Regions from separate parts of the Homo sapiens genome. Here all the other regions are linked to region 1. Evidence: chromatin loops called from intact Hi-C (ENCODE). Cell type or tissue: dorsolateral prefrontal cortex. All regions are shown on one strand. Links, peaks and the distances in the headings refer to the core of each region. The heading gives the core; the rest is flanking DNA.

What was found. A loop is a pair of places that touch in the nucleus more often than their neighbours do. Peaks named below come from ENCODE experiments on the same cell type or tissue, not always from the same donor. Only the 100,000 strongest peaks of a DNase experiment are listed, where the experiment ranks them.
Region 2: it touches region 1 in a loop (2.7-fold over the local background); 3 of 110 quality-filtered maps call a loop at or near these places.
Region 3: it touches region 1 in a loop (2.5-fold over the local background); 12 of 110 quality-filtered maps call a loop at or near these places.
Region 4: a loop joins it to region 1, with 6 times the contacts of the local background. A loop is called at or near these places in 82 of 110 quality-filtered maps.

The regions. Positions count from the first base shown.
Region 1 is chr17:9,921,900-9,927,937 of GRCh38, reverse strand. It overlaps GAS7 (growth arrest specific 7), which reads left to right. Exons shown (of 14, transcript NM_201433.2): 10 at 1,169-1,297; 11 at 2,339-2,462. Among named protein-coding and RNA genes, the nearest start is that of RCVRN, 20 kb to the right of the region's middle. RefSeq lists an enhancer at 1,955-2,881. In dorsolateral prefrontal cortex, for the core only: CTCF peaks have their summits at 2,825 and 3,025 (motif pointing left); no DNase peak of the experiment used is centred there; H3K27ac peaks cover 2,811 bases.
Region 2 is chr17:10,028,390-10,034,427 of GRCh38, reverse strand. All of the region lies in intron 1 of GAS7 (growth arrest specific 7), which reads left to right. Among named protein-coding and RNA genes, the nearest start is that of RCVRN, 130 kb to the right of the region's middle. RefSeq lists enhancers at 193-692, 693-1,194. In dorsolateral prefrontal cortex, for the core only: no CTCF peak of the experiment used is centred there; DNase peaks (open chromatin) are centred at 783 and 2,616; H3K4me3 peaks cover 2,676 bases; H3K27ac peaks cover 4,261 bases.
Region 3 is chr17:10,324,512-10,330,549 of GRCh38, reverse strand. It overlaps MYH13 (myosin heavy chain 13), which reads left to right. Exons shown (of 41, transcript NM_003802.3): 21 at 27-163; 22 at 2,429-2,684. All of the region lies in intron 4 of LOC107985004 (a long non-coding RNA gene), which reads right to left. Among named protein-coding and RNA genes, the nearest start is that of MYH13, 45 kb to the left of the region's middle. RefSeq lists a silencer at 1,640-1,858. In dorsolateral prefrontal cortex, for the core only: CTCF peaks have their summits at 2,605 and 2,807 (motif pointing left); a DNase peak (open chromatin) is centred at 2,789.
Region 4 is chr17:10,611,407-10,617,444 of GRCh38, reverse strand. It overlaps MYHAS (myosin heavy chain gene cluster antisense RNA), which reads right to left. Exons shown (of 11, transcript NR_125367.1): 9 at 4,871-4,986; 10 at 3,568-3,700. Among named protein-coding and RNA genes, the nearest start is that of MYH3, 43 kb to the left of the region's middle. In dorsolateral prefrontal cortex, for the core only: CTCF peaks have their summits at 744 (motif pointing left), 2,492 and 2,692 (motif pointing right); DNase peaks (open chromatin) are centred at 744 and 2,715.

The DNA.
Region 1 (6,038 bases), core at 723-5,722:
GATACAGGGCGGTTCCCTTTGCCTGTGCTCCAGGCAGCCCAGCAAGCTGAGAATGTCTTTATGAGCGCAATGCGGGACAGTTGCCCTTGTGAGTTTCCAGCAGGTCTCCAACAGTTCCCACCATCAGTTCCTCGAGGTTTGGACCCTGTCTAGCTCACCTTTGTATTCTCAGCACCTGCCATGGAGTAGATGTTCGATAAATAGGACTGACCTGAGACCTTCTAATTGAATGGCATTCATTCGACTGTTCTTTACTGAAGCCGCGTACCCCAGTCACTGTGCTGAGTGCTTGGAGACACAGACGCTGATGTGGTTTCTGTCCCCAGAAAGCTCTCAGTTCGGAAAATAAGGGAGAGAGACATAAGAACAAAGCCGTGCAAGAAGCTGTGGGATAAAATAAGTGTGTGAGGTCATTGATTATTATTGTTTTTTGTTTGTTTGTTTTGTTTTTTTTTTTTGAGACCAAGTCTCACTCTGTCACCCAGGCTGAAGTGCAGTGGCACAATCTCGGCTCACTGCAACCTCCCAGGTTCAAGTGATTTCCTGCCTCAGCCTCCTGAGTAGCTGGGATTACAGGCACCTGCCACCACTCCCAGCTAATTTGTGTGTGTGTGTGTGTGTGTGTGTGTGTGTGTGTGTGTGTGTGTATGTAGTAGAGATGGGGTTTCACCATGTTGGCCAGGCTGGTCTCGAACTCCTGACCTCAGGTGATCAACCTGCCTTGGCCTCCCAAAGTGCTGGGATTACAGGCATGAGCCACCGTGCCCAGCCCATTGATTATTAACTTGATTTAGCCATTCCACAATATATACATATTTCAAAACAGCATATTATAAACCATAAATAGTAAAAAATTCTAAAAATTTAAAAGCTGCAGAAGCTCAGAAAAAAAGTAGTTAACAGATGGGGAAATCAGAAGGCTCTAGTTGCTAACCACTTATCCTGTAGACGTGTGTGGGGGCCTCCTGAGCTAAGGTGACCTGCCTAAGCTGAGACCTGATAGGCAGCCACGTGTCAGGGGGTGTCTCTCACCTTCCTGCCAGGTCGCTACCCCAGACTCATCCTCACTTGCCTGGGGAAGTGGGGGTGCCCCTCCCATCCCTCCTCCCTGCACTGGCTTACAGCTGATGCCCTGGGTCCTGAGTGTGCGTCTCTACTCTCCCAACAGCTTCACAGCGAGGTGGAGAAGCCCCTGATGAACTTCCGTGAGAACTTCAAGAAAGACATGAAGAAGTGCGACCACCACATTGCCGACCTTCGCAAGCAGCTCGCCAGCCGCTATGCCTCGGTGGAGAAGGTGAGAGGCCCAGGACGCTGGGCCAGGGCAGGTGCATGGGGGACTGCCTGGAAGAAGGGGGACTGGGAAGCCAGCAGTGGCTCCATACGCCAAGGCTGAGTCTTTGTCCCCAGGTAGGGGAATAGGGGGATGTCCAAGCCTCGTGCCTACGCCAGAGCACCCCACCCATCCAAGGGCAGATAGGAGCTGCCTCCCTGTGGTGCTGGAATGACCACCCAGAGGGCCAGGGGTGCGAGGAGAGGCTGCAGCTGCAGTGGGCAGTCGAGTGGCTGTTGGCGACCAGTTAAACCCCGAGCCTAGCAGTGCTGCTGCTGGTTCACGTGGGGCCCCGTGTTTAAGCCTCACCTGGCTGAGTCGTCCTGACTCAGTCACCGCCTCCCTGCTCTCCTTCCTGCTCAGGGATGAGGCTGAGTCCTGGGTGGTCTCACCTCCAGGGAACTGATGTTCAGCCTTAGAGGGAAGAGAGTGTGCCCCAGGGACTGATTCCCAGTCCCCAGTGCCTTAGAGAGGAGAAGGGGGCTCAAACTGCTGGGACACCCTGGGCCCAGCCAACTGCCGCCACCCAAGGACCACAGAGATGCCAGTGGTGGCCTGGAGGAAAGGCAGTACAGTGAGGGGAACAAGAGGGCCGAGGCTTGTCCAGCTCCAGAACGGGAGGGCTGTTGCTACATCCTATTAAGTGCTGCAGGGAGGTGACACAGATGGCCTTTGTGGTCCCTTCCAAGCAGAGGGGCTGTGACTTTAGGACTGCCTAGGTCCCCAGTCTTTGTACAGGCTCCATCGGGAAAAAAACGTGGTTTGAGAGATTGAGGTAGGCTGAGTCCAGATGTCACTGGAAGAGGCAAGGACGAAAAGAGTTGGGTTGTAGCCTCTACCTAGCTGGGTGGTGCCACTCTGGCTGCTGGGCCTCTCTGGACCACTGTGGCATCATCCACACAAACAAGGGGCGAAAGGACTCCAAAGGGAAGCTGGGCTGCGTGGCCCAGGAGGCCCACTGGCTCCGAGCTGTATGAGCAGCTTCTCCGTGTCCTTGGACCCCAGGCCCGGAAAGCCCTCACAGAGCGGCAGAGAGACCTGGAGATGAAGACCCAGCAGCTGGAGATCAAGCTGAGCAACAAGACAGAGGAGGACATCAAGAAGGCGCGGAGAAAGTCCACACAGGCTGGTAAGTGCTGGGCACCCGCCTGGCCTGGTCAGTGCACACAGAAGGAGAGGGCACGGGGCTAGGAGATGAGGTGACTGGCGAGGGTGCATCTCTCCTTTGCAAGACTGCAGCGAGGAAATTACTTCCCTTGTTTGCCAGGAGGTACCCCCTCTTCCCTTCTCTCTGACCCACACCCAGAGATCTCAAAGAAAGAGACTTTGGGGGTCAGAGGAAGGACACAGGCCGGGCTAGTTCTGGGGCATGGTAGAGGCTGGACTCCTTACTCTCTCCCTGGTCGTGGCTTTTTTTGTTTTCCGCCCAAGCCCCAGATCTCTGACCAGGAGGTGGACAAACTCCTTCATGCACTGAGAGCTCAGGGCCCTGTCCCTGTTCAGAGCCCACAGAAGCACACAGCTCACCCAAGCTGCCCACTTCCCCAGGAAGCAATGCTCTCTCTGAAGGTTCACCTATGGGGATGGGCTCCTGCCCTGGGAACAGAGGCTGACACTTTGTTTAAAGAAATAACCAGATTTCAGTCTCTTGGGAATAGTCTCCCAATGAGTTGGTTTCTGCTTCCACCTAGTGGTCAAAGTTAGCTAATACACAAAGAGGAAGAGAAGGCCTGGTAGAACCAGTGAAAACCTCGGTAACTAGATCTAAGGGAAGCCACGTTTCACTGCACGAGAGGACACGCATGTTGCCTCTGGAATTAGAATGTGTGCCGTAGTATTAGAGTTTGGTCTGTAGGTCCCTTTCACCTCAATTTCTGGTGAACCTGTTACAATTCCTTCATTATAGAAGAAAGCAGCCACCTTACATTTCAAAATAAGGTAAGATAGAAATAAGTCAATAAAAAATAATGTAATAGAAGGATAACGTTTATTATACAAATCTTATAATGCACAATAATAAATTACAGGATCAAGAAGTAGAGGGCACAGTATATTTATTGGTAGAGAGAAGGGGGGGCACAGAAGGGGAAGAGATCTGTTTAAATTATTAAGTTATTAAAAAAATAACTTATAGGCCAGGTGCAGTGGCTAACACCTGTAATCCGGCAGTCTGAGAGGCTGAGGCAGGAGGATCAGTTGAGCCCAGGAGTTCGAGACCAGCCTGGGCAACATAGTACCTCATCTCTACAAAAAAATTTGAAAAAATTAGCTAGGCATGGTGGTGCATGCCTGTAGAATCAGCTACTCAGGAGGCTAAGGTGGAGGATGGCTTGAACCCAGGAGGTTAAGGCTGCGGTGAACTATGATCACACCATTGCATTCCAGCCTGGGTGACAGAGAGAGACTCTACCTCAAAAAACAATTATATTGCAAAAACAGTATTGGTACATGGCAAAATATTTTAATCAGCAGACAAGAATATAAAATGCTATTCACAGAAATAATCACCATCTCTTCCTAGTGTTTTGATTTTTAAATATTTAAATTTATATACATTTGATCATACAATCTATCTTCTGAACTTATTTAATATATCTTGGAAATACCTCTTTTTCATTTCTGTAAATCTTTTTGCCCATCCATTCATGCATATCAAACTTTTTAATGGCTGGCCAGTGTCCAGTTGTATGATTGTACCCAAATTTGTTTCATCATTCCCTTAACTGAGGTTTAGGACTCTTAGATTGTTTCAGAGTGCTTGCCAGCCAGTGAAGCTGTGTTATTGTACCTGCATCTTTGTGTGTGCCTAAGACCAGATCTGCATATAGAGAGAATATAGTTGCTGAGTCAAAGGGTATTATTCGTCTTGATGGATATTTCCAAATTGCTTTCCAGAGAGAGCACCTATCAACAGCATCTATGAATAATGCCTGTTCTCTAAATGCTTATCAACATTGTGTGTTATCAAGATTTGAAATTGGTAGTGAGTGGGGAAAAATGATATTTTGTTTTTAATTTGCTTTTCTCCATAACCCAGGTTGAGTATGTAAAATATACATATAAATCATTGTTGTACTTTCTGTGAACTGATTAACTCATATCCTTTCCCCACTGACCATAGATTCTTTATCTATCAGGGAGATGAATCGTTTTTCATTTTAATTGCAGATATTTTTCCTAGATTGTCATTTGTCTTTTAGTTTTGTTCTTTGTAATTTTTTTTTTTTGCTTGTTTGTCTATTTTTTCTTGCTGTTTTTCTGTACAGTGATATTTCCCATAAGAAGCCTAGATTTCGGAGCTGATTTAGATCTTTTTTTTTAATCACCTAGAGGGTTTTTTCTTACTTTTTTTTTTTGTTTCAGGTGTTTATTTTTGTTTTTGTTTTTAAAATAGTGAAGGCCGGCCGTGGTGGCTCACGCCTGTAATCCCAGCACTTTGGGAGGCCCAGGCGGGCAGATCACGAGGTCAGGAGTTCAAGACCAGCCTGGCCAACATAGTGAAACCTCGTCTCTACTAAAAATACAAAACTTAGCTGGGTGTGGTGGTGTGTGCCTGTAATCCAAGCTACTTGGGAGGCCAAAGCAGGAGAATCGCTTGAACCCAGAAGGCAGAGGTTGCAGTGAGCTGAGATCGCAGCACTGCACTCCAGCCTGGGCAAGAGAGTGAGACTCTGTCTCAAAAAACAAAACAAACAAACAAACAAAAAAAGACAGTGAAATATGTAACCCACCAGACATTTATTTTTCCTTACACTGGTGGTCTAACCATATTCCACAGGTTCTTATTTGTGGTGGTTTTATTTCTGCTATTTTCATTATGTTTTGCTATTTGGGTTTTCATTTGATCTTCGAACCAAGAATTGTTTCAAAGAAAATCTTTATATGTTTACAAGCAAGGGCTTTGTTGTTGTTTTCTAATCTTGCTATTTTTTTTTACATAGTTTTATTGCATTGTCATCAGATAATACGGTCTCTCATTCCTGTAGTTTGGAATTATTTTGTGACGAAAGTGACAGTCCTTAGACCTAACTCTGAAAAATACCGCCTCTTCTGAGCACTCGCTGTGGCCAGCCTCCATGCTTTAGAGCATTGTCTCTTTTGATCAGCACAGTCCCCCTGCAGGGAGGTATTTTTATACCCTTTACAAATGAGAAGACTGATGGCAGAGAAAATGAGAACCTTCCATGAGGTCCACAGTGGTGGAGCGGCGAAGCCACAATTCAGTCTCCTCTCATTCCAGAGACTCTGCTTGTCGCCATTTTGCTGGACAGCCTGTTGCTCAGGAAATGCCACCTGTTCTTTCCTTCTGTTCCTTTCCTCCCTCTTCCTCATCTTTTCCAAGGCTACTAGAAGGAAAGACATCAGATCCTCAGGGATCATCATCATCATCATCATCATCATCATCATCTTCATCACCACCATAGCCCATATTAATATTTGGCTCTCTACGCCCATCTCTATTCTAAGTGCTTTACATATTTTGACATATTTATTCCTCATAACAACTTGGTAAAGGTACAATCGTTATCTCCATTTTACAGATGAAGACACGGAGGCAAGCGCAGGATAACCGACTTGTCTACGATTACATAGCTAATAAGTAGTTGAGCTGGGATGACAACAAAGGCTTTTTTTTTTTTTTTTTTGAGATGGAGTCTTGCTCTGTCGCCCAGGCTGGAGTGCAGTGGTGCGATCTCTGCTCACT
Region 2 (6,038 bases), core at 538-5,537, 110 kb before region 1:
CTGAGGGAGGAGAATCGCTTGAACCTGGAAGGCTTAGGTTGCAGTGAGCCGAGATCACGCCACTGCACTCCAGCCTGGGTGACACAGCAAGACTGTCTAAAAAAAAAAAAAAGAATTATTAAGTATTAGGCTATATATATGTATATATGAAAGCCCTTGGAGACCATCTGGTCCAACTTCCGTGTTTTAGAGATGAAGCAATTGAGGCCTCCCAGCAGAGATGGAAGAGGTTGCTCAAGATCTGCCAGCGAGACTGCTGCAGCTTTACCAGCTCCGATTCCCATCCTGTGTTCTTCGCACGGTGGCACAGAGCAGTGGTAGGTCTCACATCTCCATAGCAAGGCCCTTGGCTGTCACCATTTGCCTACTTTATATGTGCCAGCGGCAGCAGCTCCAGAAATGTTAGTTGAATCGGGTTGGTGAGAATTGCACCCCTTACTGAGTCTTGGAAACGGTTCCAGCCCTTATTAGACTTCATTTCCCTCCAGAGCTCAGGGTTCAGACCTCATCAGGAACCATCTCTCGGAGTCAGAAGTCTTTGATTAGAATCACTTGGAGCACAGGCCGTAGGCACTGCAGTCAGTGGAATGAGTCTCCGTGTTGGGGAAATGAGCTGCTTCCATTTTCCTTCAGTGCCTGCAGGCCACTCCAGCCAGCAACTGGTGGCCACAAAGCCAGGCCAGCTGGATCGCAGGTGCAGGCGGGCCGTCAGAGGCACCTACTCTTATACCATAATGAGCTTCAGTCTGCCTTCTTTACAACAGCACTAATTCCCCGAGGAAGCCAGCTTTTGCCCCCCGGTGCATCTGCGGGCAGCAGCTGTGTCGCTTGTGCTTGAAGATCCTTTCTGGTGAGCGGGCTGCTTTGCATGAGATACTGAGCCTGTTACTGATCCAGCTAGCAACTTTGGACTCCCTCCCTTGCTTCTGAACTTAAATCCATTTTGAATGCAATAGGACGCTTGGTAAATTTGGTTCTGGGGTTTTCCTCAGAAGTCTAGAAAGTGCCCAAAACAATGACATAAGGCATTTGGGGGCTTTGCAGCTTAATACTAAAGGAAGGCTAGGGAGGATAGTCTCTCTGTCTCTCTCTCTCTCTGGGCCATACCAAGTTTGGCAAAACTCTCTTGTTCCCAGGCTTTTTCTGCTGCAAAGGGAAGTTGACCAGCAATCCTTTAGAGGGGCCCTCACCCTTCCAGGAACTCCCTAGGGAGTCTGTTAGGTCAACAATCTACAAAATGTCCTTCAAAAGTGTTTTCTAGGTCAGGACAAGTGATATCGTTATAGATATCAACTAGCATAGAAAACCTAGGATGCATGTCAAGATCATTAATCTTTAGGACGAAGAGAAAAGTACTAGCTCAACTCCTTCCTTTGACAAATAGGGACGTTTCAGCATTAATTGGCCGTAACAGGGACCTGTGGCAAAGGGGAAGAGAATCCCCAACTGTTCAGCCTCCCCATACAGACCTGAGGTCATGTGCACTATCGCATACCGTGATTTGGGCATGCATTTCATTTCCAATTTTTGGTATATCACTTCGCTTTGTTGGTGTCTCAGACAAGCCTTTCTTTCCCACCGATTCTAAGTCAGATTTGGTTGAGTAAATGAAAGGGTATCTAGACCAAAAGAGTTTGAGACCTCTTTCTCTTTAGAGCCCAAAAGTGTTTGGAGGGAAGCTTGCAGCGAGCAAAGCAATATTTCATCAAGATTTGTGTCTTGTCAGGCCTCTGTCGTCTCTTTTGTTTATGTGGCTGCTGTTTTTGGAAGCTGAGCTGGACATTTAACTGCCTTGATATTTTCCTTGTGGTTTTAGGCTGTGTTACAAAAGCCGTCCCATGCATGGGTTATAGGACCTCAAGGCTAGCAATCCCCCCATTTCACAGATGAGGAAACAGAGGCCCAGAGAGGCTAAGATAATTGCACACATCACAGCTTGCTGTCTGGGAACACAGCACCTCTTTATGCCTAGGCCTTTGTGCTGTCTCCTAATGCTTTTGTCATCCTGAGTTGGGGCTAGGATATCAGAATGGCCCACACTATTTTTATTCTGCTAGGGAAGGGGGAGGAGGAAAGAAGCAACATTCCTCAACAGTTCATCAGGAAATGGAGAGTTTGAATAAAATGTCTCTGTTAATCAAAAGCCAGCGAGCACAGTCATTCAGGTTTTCTGGCTTGGAATCCAGAAGCTGGAACCGGCTATTGGGAGGAGTCTACCTTGTCATTTAATAATTACATTTTTAATTGTGCTGAAACATCAGGACCAGAGAGACCTTGAAATGGAACAAAATGTAGGGTTTTTTTTTTTTTTTTTTTCTGAGGTTCCCCAACCCCTCCAGGCTTCAAGGCGGGGAAGCAGTCCCTGCTTCCCTTGTTATTTCTGGAGCTGTTCTCTGTATTTCAGGGGTGCTTGTGGGATGACACTCCAGGTCCTCCACCCCAGATCCTGTGGTTCTAAAACACAGTCATAAGGCCTTTAGGCACCTGCTCCAAACCCGTCTATCAGAGGCCAAAAGAGTGACTCTGATATTTGGTGGCACAATTATGCTGGTTCGTCAATGCCGAGATTCTTCCAAAACATGCTGAAGAGTGGGCGTCTCTCAGATCCCCATCATGCCGTATGGCGCCGCTGGGGAGATGCCACCAACGAAAAGGACGGGCCATCTCAGATGCAAGAAACATGCTCACATTCAGAGTTTTCCTCATTTCTTGCATTGTCTCCTCTGGAACCCTATTAACTGGCCCTTCTGTCTTACATTCGTACAGCAGGTGCAACGACCATAAAAATCTCATTCTCCAGAGTCAGAGGAGGAAGGGTCATGCAGGAATAGGGGTTCTGCAAGGCCCACGTGGAAGGCATTTCTTTCCTACCCTCTGCCGACAGCTTGATTCTCAGATGCTGCAAGGCTGTGACATGACTTCTGACCCAGGAGGGGCCGTCCAACTCATCCTTGCAGTTTGCAGGATCATTTGCAAATCTTTTCATCAATCCTTGTCCCCCCGGAGACTCCATATTTCCAGCTTGGCAAGTTTCCCTGTGAGGGTTGATGGGTGAACTTCCTGTATCCTTGCTGCAGGGACTGCGTTGTAATTATGTTCATCAAAATTCCTGGTTAACCAGATCACTCCATTTCTTTACAGGGTCAGAAAATACAGAGTCTATTGTTCTGTGTCCTCTCCCTGCCCAGTCTTGACAAACATACCCAATGAATTGACTGGCCCTCAGGGATGTGCTGGGGGTTTGCAGGGTGGCTGTGACCCTTGCCAAGCCTACCAGGAGCTGGATAGGTCTGGAGTGTCCCAAGTGGTTCAGCCTTCAGGCCCATGGCTGGGAGAAAACTCCCATGGCCCTAATGTCTACCTCTTATGATGGGTGCCAGTGACAGCCACAGTGTGAGGCTTCCTCTTGCCACTTCGTGGACAGAGGACAGTGATGGTGTTGGGGAGGAAGTAGCTAATGCAGATGAAGAAGAGTATGCCGGACACTCCATGGCGACTGGAGTTGCAACCTGGTTGGGGAGCCCAAGCGAGTCACTTTTGGATTCGTCCAAGGAGGCTGGTGGGGGTGGGCGTCTGATGTGAGCAAGTGGGATATTCAAGCCAGCGAGGTGCTGATGATTGCTGCCACATACATTGTCACCCCATTCATCTATCTACACCAAGTAGTGAGGCCTGAGGACACTTGGATAGTGCCAGGTTTGGAAGAGGCCGGAGGACATTTGCATCTACTAAAGCCTCATTTGAGAAGTTTCTTTTAGGGACTCAAGGAGGCAGCCCTGCTCACTAGGTGATTTCTAATAAGAAGGGTTTGAGGTGACACACAGAGGACTCTGGTAATACCTCCGACAAATTTTGCAAATAGAAAACTGGGAGAAAGGAAGGCGACCCTCCTGGCTCTTGTGGCTTCTTGCTGGTGAGAACTGCAGGTGTGCCTCATGCACCTGACCCCCTTTTCACACGGGTCCAACCACAGTTCCACAGGACATGGTCATGCTCAGGCCCAGGCCCGAAATTAGCCGCATGCTCTTCTCTGTATTTTGGCCCTGAGAACCCTTTGAAGGCTTACAAAGCCAAACAGGTGTTTCAGATGAGGTCTTTGGAAAGCCCTGGGTTCCTACTGATTTTTCCTTCATCCACAAAGTACTTTGGTCCCAACCTATCCACCTGAATGGATTCCAGGGCTCAGGATTCCCCCTGGAAGCTGACTGCCCCCTCGGGGCCAATACAACCCGGTAGAGGTAAGACTCAAAAGACTCACAGCACCAGGGATTTGGGTCTCCAAGGCCCCTTCCCTCTGTTGTGTTCCTTCAGGTTGAGAACCTGTCAGTTTCTAGGAAAAGACAAGAGTGGACATGAGAAGCAAGGACAGAGGATGGATGCCAACTGGTCAGGTACCTGATACCTGATATTTGGCAGGAGGGACAACAGGACACGGATGCTTCACTATGGGGACGGGAGGAAGGTCAGCGTTTTGTTTCCATCTCCCTCGGTGTTCTCATGATCTCAGTGTTCCTCCTGCCTCTTGATCTCTTCTAGTATATATAATTATAATTATTATTATTATTGTTTTTTTTTTGAGACGGAGTCTCGCTCTGTCACCCAGGCTGGAGTGCAGTGGCATGATCTCAGCTCACTGCAATCTCCGCCTTCTAGGTTCAAGCAATTCTCCTGTCTCAGCCTCCCTAGTAGCTGGGACTAAAGGTGTGCACCACCACGTCTGGCTAATTTTTAAATTTTTTGTGGTGATGGAGTTGCTGTGTTGCGCAGGTTGGTCTTAAACTCCTGGGCTCAAGTGATCCCCCTACCTTGGACTCCCAAAATATTAGGATTATAGGCATGAGGCACCGCACCCAGCCCTTTTCTAGTACTGTCTATATTTGAGACTCAGGTTATAATTTCATTTTTTTACAGTATATATTGAGAATAGCAACATGTATACATGATTGTATAACTAGAAATGCATAATTACGTATGCATTTCTGTAAGCTGCTTTCAGCGTTCAGCCTGGATCCTTTTGTGCCGTGATTTCGTCATTCTTCACCTTTATTTGTCTTGCTCTTTCAGGCAGTTGAAGTACATCTCTTAAGTACTTCTGCTAAGGAGGACATGAGTACTTGTCTCTAGAAGAATATGTTTCTGTTGCCTTCCCTTGTGAAAGACAGCTTGGCTACCTTGAAGTACAATGAAGGTCGTGGTATTTTCCCCATCATGCACCGGAGATGTCTTTTGAGATGTGGCTACAGAGAAGTTTGAGACCAGCCTTCTTTTTATTCTTGCACTGGTCTTCCCACGTAAATGATTACAGGACTTTTATCCTTATCTTTGCTGTGTAAATATGTTGTTAGGGTATGTCTGCTGGTTGGTTTTTTGAAATCCACTTTGCCTTGAACAGCGTAGGACGTCCCGTGTGGCCCAGCTCTGGAACTTTCCTCCCCATCAACCTTTGTTTATTCTTTCTTTTCTGTTAGAGCTTTTCTGCTGGTCTCCTCTTCAGGAACACCCAGTATCCATGTCTTGGTTTGCTGTTCTGTCCTCACGTTTGCATTTTTCCCATTTCCTTTGCATTCTGGGGAAAAAACAATTCTCGTTTGTTCTGTACATAACGAATTCACTTTGTTTTGCAGTATTGATTCCATGTTTTATTGCAACCAATGTGCATTTTCCTTCTGTTACAACCTTTCAAACTTCCCTATAATTTTTATCATTTCCTGTTCCTTTTTTATATCATTTTGGTTTTTTTTTTTCAAACCAACTTGCCTTGTTTTGTTCTCTTCTTATGAGTTTTTGTTCTTGTATCATAATGTCATATCTTCCTGCCCTTTGTTGAGGTTGCTAGATACTTTTCTGAGATGTTTCTTCTGGATACTATGTGAGATCCTGATGAGAAGTTTGTGTTTCTCTTGAGGCTTCTAGGCTTCTGGATGTTCTTCCTCTATCTATTTTCTGCAATAAAATAAACAATACATATTATCTTGCCTCCCCCTTCCCCATTTGTGCAGCTCTTACAAAATACCTGAGACCAGATAATGTATGAGGAA
Region 3 (6,038 bases), core at 573-5,572, 400 kb before region 1:
CAAGGCTCCTCTGTCTTTTAATGCAGGTGTTTTTCAAAGCTGGGCTCCTGGGACTTTTGGAGGAGATGAGAGATGAGAAGCTGGTGACGCTGATGACAAGCACGCAGGCGGTGTGCAGGGGGTACCTGATGCGGGTGGAGTTCAAGAAGATGATGGAGAGGAGGTGACACAGACCCTCACCTCCACCTTATCCTGCCCTCTCTGCTTAGCAGCTGATTGTCACTTCCTGCTTTTAGTCTTGGGATTTCCATGTGCTTGCTCTCTTTCCTTCATTTGTTTAACCCACATCTACTGAGCGGCAATCCTGGGCTGGGTGCTCTGCATGGCGCTGGGGAGACAGAAATGAACCCTCCCTCACAGGGTCACAAAGGAGTGGGAAGCAGACGCATGTATGGCTGGTTTTAATGCCTGTGACAAGCTCAATGTTCGAGTTATAGTCGGGGGATAGGGAACTGGCAAGAATAAGCCCCCAGCCTGATTAGGGGGTTGGAGTTGGCATGAAGGTGTCAGCAAGAAGAAAGCACTTTCTTTTTTCCTTTTTTTTTTTTTTTAGACAGAGTCTTGCTCTGTCATCCAGGCTGGAGTGCAGTGGCACAATCTCGGCTCACTGCAATCTCCAGCTTCCAGGTTCAAGCGATTCTCCCGCCTCAGCCTCCCTAGTAGCTGGGATTACAGGCATGCACCACCACGCCCGGCTATTTTGTTTTTTGTTTGTTTGTTTTGTTTTGTTTTAGAGATGGGGTTTCACCATGTTGGCCAGGCTGGTCTTGAACTCCTGACCTCAGGTGATCCGCCCGCCTTGGCCTCCCACATTGCTGGGATTACAGGCGTAAGCCACTGCGCCCAGCTGACGAAAGCACTTTCTGAAGCAAGCTCTACACAACCTGAGAGTGGGTGGTCTGGGAGGAAGCCCGACAAGCAGGTGGCTGTCATTGGAATAGAGAGCAAGAGGCAGGTAGTGGAGGTCCCTATGTGTCACATTCAGAAACCCAGGCTGCACCCTGTCATTGATGGAGAGCTGTAGAAGGTGTGTGCAGAGACAAGGGGTAGGATTGCATCACTCTGGCAGCTAGGAGAGTGAACACAAAGGCTATGACGGGGCAAGGCCACAGTGTGGTAGAAGTCCAAGTAAGGGATGACAAGGACCTGAAGTAGGACATAGTTGATGGGTGAGAGAGGAGGGCATGGATTAAAGGAATGTTTAAGTCTTTTTCCTTTGATAATTCAAGAGAAGGAATAGCAGCATTGATGACTAGTCACCTGCAGGGATTGGAGGGAGAGGGGAGTGTGGGAGGGAGCCTGTTCTCCCTGGTTCCCTGATCCCCTGTGTGGCTCTAACTGTCAGAGCCATAATGAACCGCCACCATGTATGCGTCAGGAATCACTCCCAGGCATCGAGCTTGGTGAAGCACATGGAAGCCAGCACGGAGATGAAAAGAATCTCAAGAAGGGAAAGAGAAGCCAGTGTTCAGGAATCCATAAGCTATGTAAATATAAAGCTGTGGAGGGTGAAGGGGAGGAGATCATGTGGGTGACACTGGGATGAAAACAGCAGCAGAAATTAGGAATACAGGCTGGTTGTGGTGGCTCACGCTTGTAACCCTAGCACTTTGGGAGGCCAAGGCGGGCAGATCACCTGAGGTCAGGAGTTCAAGACCAGCCTGACCAACATGGTGAAACCCAGTCTTTACTAAAAATACAAAAATTAGCCAGGCGTGGTGGCGCATACCTGTAATCCCAGCTACTTGGGAGGCTGAGCCAGAAGAATTGCTTGAACCTAGGAGGCGGAGGTTGCAGTGAGCCGAGATTGCACCATTGCACTCTAGCTTGGGCAACAGAGCAAGACTCCATCTCAAAAAAAAAAAAAAAAACGAATAGAAAAGAAAGAAATTGGGAAGACAGATCAACTCTACCAGGGCAAGAGACTGGGAAATGACCAAGGACAAGTCCTGGGTTTCTCCAGCAGGAAGAGGAACCCCATATGGCAAAATGCAGTGAAACAGGGAAAATGTGGATGGAATTTAAGGCAGAGAAAGTTTCAAAAGTTAAGAGCTGATTAATACATCAAACATGGGAGAAAGACCCAATAGAATAGGAATGAAAGCTATTCCTTGCATTGAGCATTAGGAGGTCACGGACGCCCTCAGGCAGGGCACTCTCAGTAGGGTGGTGGGAAGGGCAGCCAGGTGACCAGGAGCCCGCAGGTAGCTCCACGCCCTCTCCTACCTTCCAACCTGTGCACGTACCTCTGTTTCCTCTGCCCCTCATTTGCAGACCTACTCTGGATCCAGAGGATCTGCCAAGCTTGGCTGCACCTCCTTCCCACCTAACCGAGAAAGACGGAGGATGGGGTCCGTCGGGGACAGGTTGGGGGTGCAGAGACCAGACCTTGCTGGATTTATTAATTTGAGTCCTAATGGGTGTACAGGGACTCCATCTTCTGCATCCAGTACAACATCCGCTCTTTTATGAACGTCAAGCACTGGCCCTGGATGAACCTGTTCTTCAAAATCAAGCCCCTGCTGAAGAGTGCAGAGGCCGAGAAGGAGATGGCCACCATGAAGGAAGACTTTGAGAGGACCAAGGAAGAACTGGCCCGATCTGAGGCTCGCCGGAAGGAGCTGGAGGAGAAAATGGTCTCCCTCCTGCAGGAGAAGAATGACCTCCAATTGCAGGTCCAGTCTGTAAGTACCTTCTACTTGAGAACGCAAAACACAGACTCTGGAGGACAGAAAAGGGGGAGGAACATTGAGGGCGCCATCAGGTGTCTATTCGAGAGACAGTGGTGCCACCCAGTGGTCATGTGGAGTATTGCAGCACCACCTTGCTCGTAAAAGGATGCCTGGTCCCGGGCTTAGCAAAGCAGTGAATGCCGGAAATTATGTCTGCAAAGAGAATTTGTGCTCTCCCTGATTTCTCCCCGTCATCGCAGAGTTAGATATATTTTGCTGTGGGCATGAGGGATATATATGTGTCATATGTATATGCACCACAGCTTTTAAAAATCAATAAAAATAAAAATAATCAAAATTAAATAACCCAATTCAAAGTAGCAAGAGTAATTTTCTATATATTATTTACAATAATATGTAAAAAGTGCTTTAGGCCGGGCGTGGTAGCTCATGCCTGTAAGCCCAACACTTTGGGAGGCTGAGGTGGGAGGATCGCTTGAGCCCAGGAGTTCAAGACCAGCCTGGGTATCATGGCAAAACCCCATCTCTGTAAAAAAATTTTTAAAAACTAGCAGGCGGCCGGGCGCGGTGGCTCACGCCTGTAATCCCAGCACTTTGGGAGGCCGAGGCGGGAGGATCACGAGGTCAGGAGATCGAGACCATCCCGGCTAAAACGGTGAAACCCCGTCTCTACTAAAAATACAAAAAATTAGCCGGGCGTAGTGGCGGGCGCCTGTAGTCCCAGCTACTTGGGAGGCTGAGGCAGGAGAATGGCGTGAACCTGGGAGGCGGAGCTTGCAGTGAGCTGAGATCGCGCCACTGCACTCCAGCCTGGGCGACAGAGCGAGACTCCGTCTCAAAAAAAAAAAAAAAAAAAAAAAAAAAAAAAAAAAAAACTAGTAGGCATGGTGGTGCATGTCTCTAGTCCAAGATACTCAGAAGGCTGAGGTGGGAGAATCACCTGAGCCCAGGTAGTCGAGGTTGCAGTGAGCTGAGAACATGCCACTGCACTCCAGCCTGGGCAACACAGTGAGACCCCGATCTCAAAAAAAAAAAGTGCTTTAAAGATACATAGTTTTATCAAAGAAATGGGGCAGTATAGGCTGGACGCGGTGGCTCACACCTGTAATCCCAGCACTGTGGGAGACCGAGGCGGGCAGATCACAAGGTCAGGAGATTAAGGCCATCTTGGCTAACATGGTGAAACTCCGTCTCTACTAAAAATACAAAAAAAAAAAAATTAGCCAGGTGTGGTGGCACACGCTGGTAGTGCCAGCTACTCAGGAGGCTGAGGCAGGAGAATCACTTGAACCCAGGAGGTGGAGGTTGCAGTGAGCCGAGATCGTGCCACTGCACTCCAGCCTGGCAACAGAGCAAGACTCCGTCTCAAAAAAAAAGAAAAAAGAAAGAAAGAAAGAAAAAGAAAAGAAATGGGGCAGTATAATTGTCTCTTTCACAGAGTGAAGGCATTTATAATTTTCCCTTTTTAATAAATCCCCAAATACTTTTACCTTTTGTTTTTATACAGAGCATTTTCCGCTCCCCTTTTCACTTTCCCAATCACTATAGTGAGTTAATAGGAGCACTTTCCCAGGTACAGCGGACAAGAGAACAGCTCTTGGAACAAGATAACTGGGTTTCTATCCCAGATGCTCCACCTGATAGCTGTGTGACCTTGGATGAGCTACATATCCTCTTTGTGCTTCTGTTATCTCGTCTGTAAAATGGGCATAGTCAGAGTACTCACCTCATCCAGCTATTGAAAAATCAGAGTGGTTAATGCCTGTAAAATGCCTGGCACACAGCTCATGTTTATAGATGTTCAGCAAACATTAGCATGCAGGCTTGCCAGTCTCCTCCCATGCATTACCCTGCAGTGTGTGTCTTAAAATACTCTTATATGGGCCGGGCGTGGTGGCTCACGCCTGTAATCCCAGCACTTTGGGAGGCCGAGGCGGGCGGATCATGAGATCAAGAGATCGAAACCATCCTGGCCAACATGGTGAAACCCCCTCTCTTCTAAAAATACAAAAATTAGCTGGGCATGGTGGTGGGCACCTGTAGTCCCAGCTACTCAGGAGGCTGAGGCAGGAGAATCACTTGAACCCAGGAGGCAGAGGTTGCAGTGAGCCGAGATCGCGCCACTGCACTCCAGCCTGGCAACAGAGTGAGACTCCGTCTCAATAAATAAACAAATATATAAATAAATATTCTTATATGGGAAGATATAGCCCGATTTAGAACAGAAGTAGCTGATCTTGGTCTGTCCAAGAGACTCACTGCAGCATCTTCTGGGACATATGTATTCAATCACGAATTCTTGGGTGTTTTTAATTTTCTGTTCTGTGGTTCGAGGAGACACAGCTAAGGAGACATAGGTAGAACTTTTCTGTTGAAAGGACCAGGCCTGGTGGCTCATGCCTATAATCCCAACACTTTTAGAAGCCAAGGCAGGAGGATCACTTGAGCTCAGAAGCTCGAGACCAGCCTGGGCAACATAGTGATACCTTATCTCTAGAAAATAAATAAATCCATATATTTAAAAATAAATTTAATGAAAGTTAAAAGATAGTAATGTTTTGAAACTATTTTGTCAGCTTGAGATAACATAGAGTAGATGAGTCATTTTCCAACTGGTGGTAGCAGGAAGAGTGAGATAACCAGCTGTTCAAATGTGGCAAATTTCTAGAGGCTTCATTCTTTAAAATGAACTTGTAATTTCACAAACTCCTCTGTTTGAAATTATTATAAGTGAGGCCAGGCATGGTGGCTCACACTTGTAGTCCCAGCACTTTGGGAGGCTGAGGCAGGAGGATCACTTGAGGCTCAAAGTTTGAGACAAGCTGGGAAACACATGGAGGCCCCATCTGTACACACACCAAAAAAGAAGCCAGTCATGGTGGCACATACCTTGTAGTTCCAGCTACTTGGGAGGCTGAGGTGGGAGGATCACTTGAGCACAGGAGTGTGAGGATGCAGTGGGCTACACTCACACCACTGCACTTTAGCTTGGGCAACAGAGCAAGCCCTTGTCTCTAAAGAAATAAATGAACAAATTATTATATGCAAATTTCTATAAGCAATGTTCTTGCTAGTTAAAAAAAAAAAAAAAAAAAAAAAACATGTATATGGACCAGGTGCAGTGACTCATGCCTGTAATCCCAGCACTTTGGGAGGCCGAGGCGGAAGGATCACCTGAGGTCAGGCGTTTGGAGACCAGCCTGGCCAACATGGTGAAATCCCATCTCTACAAAAAAATACAAAGATTAGCCAGGCATGGTAGCACATGCCTGTAATCCCAGCAACTCGGGAGGCTGAGGCAGGGAATCGCTAGAACCTGGGAGGCAGAGGTTGCAGTGAGCAAAG
Region 4 (6,038 bases), core at 564-5,563, 690 kb before region 1:
TAGGGACAGAGGTGTTGGGCTGGGTCAGTTCACTGTCACTGGCTGGAACCAACTCCCCGCAAGCCCCTTATTCTCCCTGTGAAGCCCCTTCTGCCAGCCCATACCCGCAGGTCCCCAGAGAGTCCTGAATTCCGGAACTGCCACTGCCTGGCCGCATGCTAAAGCTACCAGAAAGAGAGAGGTCTCTGGCCCCCGGCCAGCGTGTCACCCTGCCTTCTGGAACATTCCCCTGCCCTCTACATGGCTGGAGTAAATTCACTTCCTGGGGGAGTTAAAGGCCTGTAACTCCTTCATGGGCACTGTTTAAGCTCCTGTTTCTTCTCTCTCTCCTATTTTTAGAGGGACCTATTTTGTTGTCTCTATCTTAATGAGCTGGTATGTTTTGTAGCTTCTGGTGACATCTCTTTTAATGCTCCTACTTTCTCTCCATGGGTCCAGTCTCCCCCTGCAGAGTACAGTGAAAGAAAATAAAATGAAACAATCTGCTCACCGAACCCACAGAAATGGCAGGGTCTAAGCACTCAGTCACTCCAAACCTTGGCTTAGAGCCACCTGAGGAGCTTTCAAAATTCCCAATTCCCAGGTCCCACCCGAGACCAATTAAATCAGAATATCCGGAGGTGCAGCCCCAGGCATCAGTAGATTGCAATACCCTAAATCTCCAGATGAAAACAATACCCAGCCAAGGGTGGGAACCAGGGCACCAAAAACAGACCTGGGTTTTACAGAGCCAAGGCTGCCACCTAGAGGCAGGAGTGGGTACTGCAGCCCACTGGTAGGATCACAGACTGGGAGACCGGAATATCAAAGGCTTTGCTGGAGTGTAGGGCGCAATCATGACCCGCAGCAGCCTCAACCTCCCAGGCTCAAGCGATCCTCCTGCCTCAGCCTCTGGGACTACAGGCGCACGCCACCATGTTTTTGTTTGTATGTTTGTTTGTTTGTTTGTTCTGCTTTGTTGTTTTTTTTTTGAGACGGAGTCTCTGTCGCCCAGGCTGGAGTGCAGTGGTGCCATCTTGGCTCACTGCAAGCTCCGCCTCCCGGGTTCACGCCATTCTTCTGCCTCAGCCTCCCAAGTAGCTGGGACTACAGGCGCCCGCCACCATGCCCGGCTAATTTTTTTTATTATTATTTTTAGTAGAGATGGGGTTTCACTGTGTTAGCCAGGATGGTCTCGATCTCCTGACCTCGTGATCCGCCCGCCTTGGCCTCCCAAAGTGCTGGGATTACAGGCGTGAGCCACCGCGCTCGGCCGCACACCACCATGCTTTTTAAAATTTTTTTGTGGAGACAGAGTCTCACTACGTTGCCCAGGCTGGTCTTGAACTCCTGGGCCCAAACGTTCCTCCAGCCTCAAGCCTCCCAAAGTGCTGGGATTACAGGCGTGAGCCACAGCACCCTGCCATAGCTTTAATATTTTAAACCCCAATCTTCTCCCCACCACTGACTCTCCTGTATAAACATCCCAGTAACTTCCAGCTTAAGTTCTTTCAAAGTTATCCCACTTTTTCCAGCAGAAGGCAGCCCCTCCTGGCTAGCAAGATGCTTTGTCACACAGCTGAACTCCCGTTTTGAGAACTCCACCTCCTGACCCTGGGTCTGGGCGCTGGAGACACACACGGAATAAATCTGCTCTCTTGGATCTTCCAGGGTCATTAGACAGCCACCATACTCCTATGAACCCCTGTTCTCTCAAGGTGAAGGAGCTCCAGTTCCTGTATCCTGCCTCCTCCTTCCTAGGCTGGCAAGATCCCTTCATCAGGGATGACACCCAGAATTTAGTCTACAATTTAAAAAAGAATTATAGAGATAATATATGCTCATTATAAAAATACATTTGTAAAACATAAAATAGAAAGTGCCCCTCCCTGTCCATTCTCCTCAATTCCACTGTCTGAAGGATGGACTGGGGTAAGGTGAGGAGGTGCCATTGTTAACAGGTTGGTGGCACCCAAAACTGAATGTCATACCTATCTATCTATCTATCTATCTATCTATCTATCTATCATCTATCTATCTGCCTACCTATCCATCTATCTGAGACAGGGTCTCACTCTCACCCAGGCTGGAGTGCAGTGGTGCAGTGGCGCCATCTCAGCTCACTGCAGCCTAGACCTCCCTGGCTCAAGTGTTCCTCCTGCTTCAGCCTCCCCAGTAGCTGGGACCACAGGCACTCGCCACCACGTCTGGATAATTAAAAAAAAATTTTTGTATAGACAGGGTATCACTATGTTGCCCAGGCTGGTCTCAAACTCCTGGGCTCCAGAAATCCTGCCCCGTCACCTTCCCAAAGTGCTGGAATTACAGGTGTGAGCCATCGCACCCAGCTGAATGTCATAGTCTTGCAGCAAGAATAACAGCGCCTCTCTGAGCCTCAGTTTCCTCCTCGGTAACGTGAATAATTATAGTACCTGCCTTAAAAGATTTCTGCTACGAAGCAAATTCAAGGCCCTGCATGATGCCTGTCACATGTTATAACTATAACTGAATTGTCTCAGACAATGGGTGGAACCAGATGGAGTCTTGAAGTACATTGACTTTTCCTGCTTATTACACTCACATCACAGCAGAACTGGGTTCATGTGAGTTAGTAAAATTAGTCCTAAAGCCCCAGTGCTGAGGAGAGCTGAGGAGAGTGGTGAGGAAAAGGAGCTCCCACACCAGTCCTTTTAAACCCAGGTGCAGTTGATGGAAATGACCACCAGAAGGCAGGGTTGGGTCACTTATGAGGGGAATCACTTTATGGTCTGTCAAATGCAGGCCCACCAGGGTAGCTGCGGTGGAGGCTGCCTCAATTCTAACCACCTTGGGCTGAGCCTGGGGGTGTCCTGTCTGCTAATCTGCCCAGGTCTGAGCTCAGCAGAATCCCTTAGTGTCAGGTTATCCAAAAGTGGATGTGCCCAGACTCTTCTCTGATTCCCGTCTGCAACTGAGGGTCACTGCAACATATTCAGACTCCAGTTCTGACGTCCCACCACAGGTCCTGCACCTGCATCGTGCCCCTTCCACTCACTCACCTGCACCTGTGGCAGAGCAATCGTAAATTACAGCATTTCCCGCCAAGCCTGGCCTGAGAATCTCTCTCAGCCTCTCATGACGGACCGTGGCTACCGACCGCTCAGTGACATCAGCGGCACCGTCATTCAGCAGATATTTCTGGTACCTCTATGTGCCAAGCACTGTTCTACTTGCCATCCCTTCCCCAGCCCAAGTCAGGCCCAACCAAGGATCAGTTTCTCTGACACGGACTGAAATTTCTTGGTCTCTCCAAATTCAGAATGAACCTGGGCTACTCTCTGCAAGGGTGCCCCCACACTTACGGGCTTACCCTGACAACAGGCATAAGATGAGAAGCCCCCCAACCTGAAATTCCCATACTATACTGTAGTTGGACCCTGCCATGCTCCCTTAGCCAAATTCAGAACAGTAACCACTCCCTCCCTGCCAAGTTGACTCATCTAACCTCAAATAACCCTCATAAGAGTCTGACCCAGAGCTGTGACAATACCCTAAATCAGACTCTTCTTCCTTCACCCTATTCCTACCAAGAAGTAAAGAAATACTCACAGAGGCTCCTCTTTCCACGACGGGTTAGATGTCAAACATCCTCTCCCTTCGAACATCCAAATGCTCTTGGAGTTGACAGACACATGCTGTGCCTGCGGGTTTGCATTTAAGAATGTTTTGAGAACGTTTGCTCCTGAAGGAAAAGAAGGGAAAATATTCTTGTAGGATTATGCAATTTTAGAGAAAGGGAAGCTGAGCAGGTCCTTGACATGAGCGCTACAGACTATTTTAAGAAAGGGGAGAGGAAGGATACAAGGAATCAAAAGGTTTAACACTGCTTAGATCAGAGAGATCACAAAATATTTGTGGGGGATTTATCACAAAGATGGAATTTAGCTGACTGAATGATATAAGATGCTGAAGATAGCAATGCAAGAAGAAAAGATTTCAGCCTGTTTCATCACTCCAGGAGAAAGGCAGAAACACACCAGAGAGGCTCGCAGTGGAGTGACCTTATGAGGCTGGGTCAAGCGAAGGCGTGAGGGCTGAGACCTGATCTCATTTATGTACCTATGACCAACTTTGCAGACATGGGGGGACTGGAAAGGAAATAATGGTTAACATGAGAGTTCAGGATCAGAAGACAAAGTGTTCAGCAGTCACCTGGTGGCCCAGCCACAGAGCCCAAAGGGAGCCACAGGCACATTAATGGGCCATGGAATCTATAAGAGGCAAACAGGGGCCCTATCTAAATATTTCTCAAGGTTGCCATGGGCTTGGCACAATGCCAATCATAATAATCCTAAATCGTAAAGAAAAAGTAACATGCTACTAACTGCACTCTGTTTAAGAGGATAGGAAACACAAAAGACCCCGCATTGTATGAGTCCATGTGAAATGCTCAGAATAGGCAAATCCACAGAGAAAGAAATAGATGAGTGGTTTCCAGAAGGTGAGAGAAGGGGAGAATGGGGAGTGAGTGCTTAATGAGTATGGAGTTTCTTTTGGGGGTGTTGAAATGCCCTAAAATTAGCTTGTGGTGATGATTGCACATCTCAGTGAATATACTGTCGTAAAACCACTGAACTTTTAATAGGTGAGTGTTAATGGCATGTGAAACATGTCTCCTCAAGCTGTAAAATAAAGAGGGGGGGGGGGGTATGTAATGCAGCTTCTAAATATCCCATTAGAAATTACTTCAAACCTCAACAACATAAAGGGATTAGATTCATTTACCTGGAGAATTCCCAGTGTGGGAAATTTCATTCTCAGGTAATGCTAGAAAAATGAGGTGTTTCTATATAATCGTCAGAGTTGAATTCAGTAAAGTAAAAAGATTACAGAAAGAAAATATAAAACATACCCCCAATTCCGTGGAAATGCAGATTCTTACAGATGGGACTCAGAAGATCACGTGGCCATTCAGATCTAATCTCTCATTTAATGGAAGAAAGAGCAGTCTAAAACAGCACAAAATATCTGAAAATAAAAATAGTCTCTTTGGTATCCCAGTTCATCCATGCCCCTCCCTAAAGTAAGCACTGTTTACAGTTTCTTGTGTGCCCTTCCATGAATGTTCTATTCACATACAGGTACCTACACACACACACACACACACACACACACACACACACACACACACACACTTCCCCTACAGTCCAGTCAGACTGAAGGTATAGGAGAAGAAATATATAAATTAATTTCAAAGAAGAGCTTCCTGAATATATGAGCAAGTCCTCAGAGTTACTCTAACTTTGTTTTTTTTTTTTTTTTTTTTTTGAGACAGAGTCTCGCTCTGTCGCCCAGACTAGAGTGCAGTGGCACGATCTCGGCTCACTGCAAGCTCCGCCCCCCAGGTTCACGCCATTCTCCTGCCTCAGCCTCCCGGGTAGCTGGGATTACAGGCGCCCGCCACCACGCCCAGCTAATTTTTTAATTTTTAGTAGAGACGGGGTTTCACCGTGTTAGCCAGGATGGTCTCGATCTCCTGACCTCATGATCCGCCTGCCTCGGCCTCCCAATACTCCAACATTTTTACATGGTGGAAGCACTTCCTTTTATTTAAACACACTCAGAAATGGGCAGGGAGTGGTGGAGCCTCACATGTTTAAGCCTGCAATCAGAGGTTGGCAACCTATTTGCACATGAGTGACTCTGAGTGACACACCACTGCTCCAGTCAATGGCCTAAAAAGATGTGCCATGCACACAGCTCCGTTTGAACCTGCAGCGGCACCTTCCACACTTTCCTCCAGACAAATACCAGCTCCTAGGTAACAAAATACATCTCTGTTTCTCCTATCCTAGGTTTATGTGGAAGCCCTCAAGTTATACTATGCGGGCGGTGGAAGACAGAGATGGTACTTGGAGGATTGCGGCCGACACGCACCGATGGAAGCTTCCATTTTCATGGGGGAAAATGCAGCCCTGGCAAGGTGCACAGGGAAGGTGGCCAAATCTGCGTACAGTGGCTAAGCAGTAAAGGTGCTGTCAAGAAAATCACTGTTGGGTACATTCAAGGGGGCAATGGTG